2 separate regions of the Homo sapiens genome follow, and region 1 is linked to region 2. Evidence: chromatin contacts called from ENCODE Hi-C data. All regions are on one chromosome and are shown on one strand. Each heading gives the region's core, a stretch centred on a gene start or an enhancer-like site at or near the end of the contact. The rest is flanking DNA. Distances are from core to core; before and after follow the strand shown. Region 1 holds the start of ATP5MK (ATP synthase membrane subunit k). Region 2 holds the start of NOLC1 (nucleolar and coiled-body phosphoprotein 1).

Region 1 (2,700 bases), core at 149-2,648, 1.2 Mb before region 2:
GAAAAGCCTATTATTTCAATAAACACCAGCAATTTCCCTATCAAACAACTGCTCAAAGGCTTGCTGTTGTCTCTGAGGAATTATTCAACTAGACCACTGGGAGATTAAAGCATAAAAATTGAAGTTAAATTTTAAAGAAGGCCGGGCACCATGGCTCACACCTGTAATGCCAGCACTTCGGGAGCCCGAGGCGCGTGGATCATCTGAGGTCAGGAGTTCGAGACCAGCATAGTCAACATGGCGAAACCCCGTCTCTACCAAAAACGCAAAAATTAGCCGGGCGTGGTGGCCTGCGCCTAGTCCCAGCTACTAGGCAGGCTGAAGCGTGAGAATTGCTTGAGGCCGGGAGGCGGAGGTTGCAGTGAGCTGAGATCATGCCGCCGCACTCCAACCTGGGAGACAAAGTGAGACTCTGTCTCAAAAAAATTAAAGGAGAAGTTGGGCTTTTTTGTGGAAGACCTTGAATTAGATATGGGTAGTTTGCTTTGGCAAGTCAGAGACTTAAGCAGGGAAAGCGAGAGAACAGTAAGCAAGAAAAATATACTGCAGGCTATAGATTGGACATGAAGAGAGACAGTATTGAAGGCAAGTAAATTCGGTAGAAGGATTCAAATGCACTGTTTCCTGTTATCTCAGTGACAGAAAAAAAAAAAAAAAAAAAGGATTCAAATGCAGTACAGCAGAGAAACCATGAGAACCAGAACTGGGTATAAGTGAAAACAGAAGACAGGAGAGGTTAGTTCTGACAGACACTTGGTAATAAGACTCTACAAGGGCTTTAGACTAAAGAAGTGATGACCGGGTGGGGCCAAGGATATGGAATCAGGGATGGGTATATGATTCATAGAAACAGGAAAGTTTGGGGGGTCTAGTTTGCTGATAATTTCACCCTTAATTTCCTTTCAAGCAAGGGGAAACTGAGGCTCTGAAAAGTAAGGCGATCCAGGGGCACAGAAGATACTTAGGCTACTTTCCGAACACAAAGCCTGGGGTTACAGGGGCTGCTACAACAGAGCCGGCTTCGAAGCGGGGCTAAGGTGGCCGAACCACACTCATCTAGCGTGTGCCTGGCAGGGAACCAGGCCTGGGACAGACCTGACAGCCATGAGGTTTCCTCCTTTTTCGCCTCTGCCTTTACTCACCAGCGCCACGGCGTCTGCACCCAGCTACCACTAACCTCGCGCCGCGGTACTCACACACGCGGAGACCAGGATACCCACAGTCCAGTGCAATTCTTCCGGAAGTGTGGGCGGGCTCAACACCCTACTTCCGTTGCTGTGTTGCGGAGGTGACCTAGAGACAGGAATCGGAAGGGCGGGATTTGGAGCCATAGCCAATCGTCGCATTAGGCCGAATCGCGGGGGCCGGCTAAACGCGTGCGGGGGAGGTGGCTTCTTCCGGCCGGGCCGAGAGGTGGTTACATTCGTTGAAGGACACCAGCTGCGGAATTTGCGGCTTTGGCAGGTGGGTGAAGAGGGGAGTCCGGGCTTGGACCTGGCGCCTGCACGTTGCAGGACCGCCCGCCGTTTCTGGCCGAGGAGCAACTCGAGTTCTTAGCTTTGGAGGAGAGAAACGGTGGGGAATGGGAAAGGAGCTAGAAAAAACGAGGGGCGCAAGGGGGCGGCCAGCGGGTGAGAAGCCTCGAGGTGAGGCGGATAGGTGCGCCCAAGGGCTCCCACAGTTTCCGAAGACCCTTAGATTGCATTCGCCAGTGGAGAAAAATGAGGCCCTCCGCGAAGCGTCCCTCGAGGTCACCCAGTGACGTAATATTGGACGAGGACTAGGGCTTCTGATCCCCATCACCGGCCGAATTAACCTCTTTTCTTCTGTATGTCCATAGCTGTTTGTTCCCACCGAGCTGTGCTTTAGGAAGCTGGCCAGCCGGGCCTCCTTTAGGTGCGCTGCAGCCTTTTTCAAAGCGAGTGAATGTGGCCCGGCCCCTACAGTTCGCCAGGCCCGCTGTAAAAGGGTTAGATTTCAGTCTATAGACGATCAGTGGGAAGGCCTTTCCTAGGAGGTAACCAGAACAGAGAGCTGTAAACTCCGTGAATGCAAGAGGCTGCTTCTGTTACCTGAGTGGTTCTCACTCATCTTTGCCTTCCTTACCTCGTGATCTCACCATTCCAGGTAGGTGTTAAGTTAGAAAGGAAAATAGCAATATCGAGGAACAGAGAAAGTAACAAGAGCTACTGGTCACTTTGGACCTTTAATAAAGTGCCCATCTCACAGGTGGAGAGAGGCACGGAAGGATTAGTTACATTTAAGAGCAGTTAGTGGCCGGGCGCGGTGGCTCACGCCTGTAATCCCAGCACTTTGGGAGGCCGAGGCGGGTAGATCACCTGAGGTCCAGAGTTCGAGACCAGCCTGAGTAGTATGGTGAAACCCCGTCCCTACCAACAATACAAAAATTAGCCGGGCGTGGTGGCGCGCGCCTGTAGTTCCAGCTACTCGGGAGGCTGAGGCAGGAGAACCGCTTGACCCCGGGAAGCGGAGATTGCAGTGAGCTGAGATCGCGCCACTGCACTCCAGCCTGGACGACAGAGCGAGACCTTGTCTCAAGAAGGGCAGTTAGCAACTTAATTAAAACATACCACCGTTTAACAACATTAAATCACAACTAGGAGTCTTACAAAGGGCACTGTAAACACAAGGGTTCCTTTATCTTTGCCCTAAAGTAACCTGCACCGTGCTGAAGAGTGC
Region 2 (2,701 bases), core at 27-2,526:
ATTCTGAAATGTCCAATTCCATCCAGTCCACTGTGAAAGCACTCTCCGCAGTCTCCTTAACAGTCAACTCTAAACAGTTTCATTAAGAAAGCAGTTAGATCACATGGCAGCCTGTCCCAGCTTAAGGAAGTTTTGAGGCTGATCTGATTCTTTGCTTTCGCAGCCTGATTCTGCTAAAAGTGCAAGCCATCCTTCCTAGTCATGCTATCATCCCTGCTGAAGACCCCCCCTCTCTCCTCTCTCAAAGTGTCTTCCCATGCAGGAATGTCCGTTGATGTAGATTACAAACCTTTCACATTCCTGGTTCTCTTACTCTTACATGTGTTTGGAGCATCCTAAATTGCCATAACTATGGTACAGCTTTCACTTTTACAAGATTCCTCTGTACCAGCACTGAGATTGCTACTCTTACACATCATCTTACTGAAACTCACAAAAATCCTATAAAGTGGATGATGACATCCCTGTAGAAAGACTCAGAAAGGTTAAATAAACTGCCCGGGTCACGTATCTAAAAAGTGGCAGAGCCTGGTCCCAAACCTAGGTTTGTTTGATTCAATTAGCCAAAGCTCCAAGCCCACTACTATGCCTACTTGGTAGGGCTGTTGATGACTCTCAATTCTCAGTGTAACTCAAAACAAAACTCTGCTTCTACTTTCATTCATTTTCTTCTTTACAAACGAAAATCCCAGACTTCATTCTAAAGAAATTTCACTTGCTTTTGAATCCCAGTAAATGTGACTGAGGCTAAGGTCAAATCACGGTTTGCCTCACCCAACGAAAAGCCCCCCAGAAGATGCCGAAGAACCAACGTCCTCAGTGGAACAAGACTCTACCTCCCCGCTGCACTCTGCCAGCCATGTGGCTTGGGGCCACGAGGCTCCCACGCTGCCGCCGCTGCACAGGTCACAAGAAAAAAGCAACAAGACTCAGCGATATCTACTCAGACATGGAGGAAGGTAAGCGACCGAGGCCGCAGGCTTTCTCTGGTCACTGCCGAGGGGTCGGCGTAAAGGCCTTGCAGACACTGGACTGGCGGACCCCCAGACTTCCCCACCTGGAAACCTAAGCACGTCAGGGCCTGAAGCCTTGTGGTCATCTCAGCCCGGTCCCCGCCCCAAGCCCGGAACTCACAGCTCCTGTCGCTTTGGCGAACTTATTGGCCACCTCTGAGAGTTGGTTATCGCGCAGGAAGCCGAGCACGAGGGGATACAGGTCGCTGGGAACCACGCGGCGAATGCCGGCGTCCGCCATCCTCCAGGCAATACGCGTCACTACCGTTGTCGACGCAGCACGACTCAGGAACCCAACAGGGGCAGTGGGCGGGCCTGTGTTACGTCATTGCGCCGCGCGGGCGCATAACGGAAAGGGTGGGCTCCACAGGGCAGTCCCACCTTCACCTCAGAGGTAGGGTAGACGGGAAATCTATAAACTCTTTCCGGTCCCACGCGTATCGCCATCTTGGTTAAGGGCGGAGCCCACCGGCCGCCAGCTTGTGGAGGCGGAGCTCTGACGTCAGGGATCACGCCCTCGGCGTGGCGGGAAAACTCGGGACTTCCCGCGCAGTCTTTCTGGGGGAGGTACCTTTTCTCAGAGCAGCGGTTTCCCGCGCCCCTGCTGGGACTCGGATTCCAGAGTAATGAGTGGACAAGCGGGCTCGAACAGTTGTTCTACAAGATCTCCCAACCGCCCCCATGGCGTACTGGCACGGCCAATGGATTCTCGCCCTTCATCTTCACTGCCTCCAATACCCAGGGAGGCCCTTTCTGATACCATCCCAGCCTCCAGACTCCTGCCTCTGCTGCAGAAGATCCTTCGGGTTATCCGTCGTGAGGGTGGGAGGTGTTGATTTCCCAAGCTGCCCCTCCCATCTCCCTTATATTCCGCCTTAGGTCAGCTCCATGAAGAGGAAAGGTGTCATGCACCAAACCTGAATCACACACAGCAACAATCTATTCAAGCTGAAGAGATTGTTGAAAATAACCCTTCTTCCTCCGGGATCAGAGTTCACACTCTGCCTTTGTCATGAGTAACTCCAGTATCAATGCCTTTGTCATGAGTAACTCCAGTATCAATGCTCAGACCTACCAAGTTAATTCCAAGTTCTGCCACATTCCAGATATTAGCAGTTAGCAATCCCTTCAATCCTACCCACTACCCCTTGGCTACCTCCCACTAATGCCGCTCAGGAAAGATAAGGATCCTCATGGGAACACACCCCCCTCTCCTATATAAAATTGGCCAGGCATAGTGGCTCACAACTGTTATCTCAACACTTTGGAAGGCCTAGGTGGGAGGATCCCTTGAGCCCAGGAGTTAAGAGGCCAGCCTGGACAACACAGTGAAACCCCCCTATCTCTACAAAAAATTTTTAAAATTAGCCAGGTGTAGTGGCATGCACCTGTGGTCCCAGCTACTTGGGAGGCTGGGGCAGGAGGATCAACTGAGCCAGGGAGGTCAAAGCTGCAATGAGCTATGATCCTGCCACTGCAATCCAGCCTGGGCCACAGAGTGAGATCCTATCTCAAAAATCAAAAACAAAGCTGGGCACGGTGGTTCATGCCTGTAATCTCAGCACTTTGGGAGGCTAAGGTGGGTGGATCACCTGAGGTCAGGAGTTCAAGAACAGCCCTGGCCAACATGGTGAAACCCTGTCTCTACTAAAAATACAAAAAAAATTAGCCAGGCATGGTGGCGGGTG

The links. A loop is a pair of places that touch in the nucleus more often than their neighbours do. Pooled maps may share reads with other maps.
Region 1: a loop to region 2 is called in a map of B cell, with 25 times the contacts of the local background. The contact joins the promoter of ATP5MK here to the promoter of NOLC1 in region 2. A Hi-C loop is called at or near these places in 2 of 168 maps with a recorded cell type or tissue (B cell and CD8-positive, alpha-beta T cell) and 11 of 50 pooled maps.

What each region holds. Positions count from the first base shown.
Region 1 is chr10:103,395,173-103,397,872 of GRCh38, reverse strand. ATP5MK (ATP synthase membrane subunit k) reads left to right here and starts at 1,398. Exons shown (of 5, transcript NM_001206427.2): 1 at 1,398-1,464; 2 at 1,841-2,127. It overlaps PDCD11 (programmed cell death 11), which reads right to left and starts at 1,247. Exons shown (of 36, transcript NM_014976.2): 1 at 1,143-1,247. RefSeq lists enhancers at 1-261, 262-763, 1,421-1,670, 1,821-1,910, 1,303-2,135.
Region 2 is chr10:102,150,964-102,153,664 of GRCh38, reverse strand. It overlaps NOLC1 (nucleolar and coiled-body phosphoprotein 1), which reads right to left and starts at 1,276. Exons shown (of 13, transcript NM_004741.5): 1 at 1,135-1,276. The coding sequence starts at 1,254. RefSeq lists enhancers at 1,166-1,215, 1,386-1,685, 591-1,790.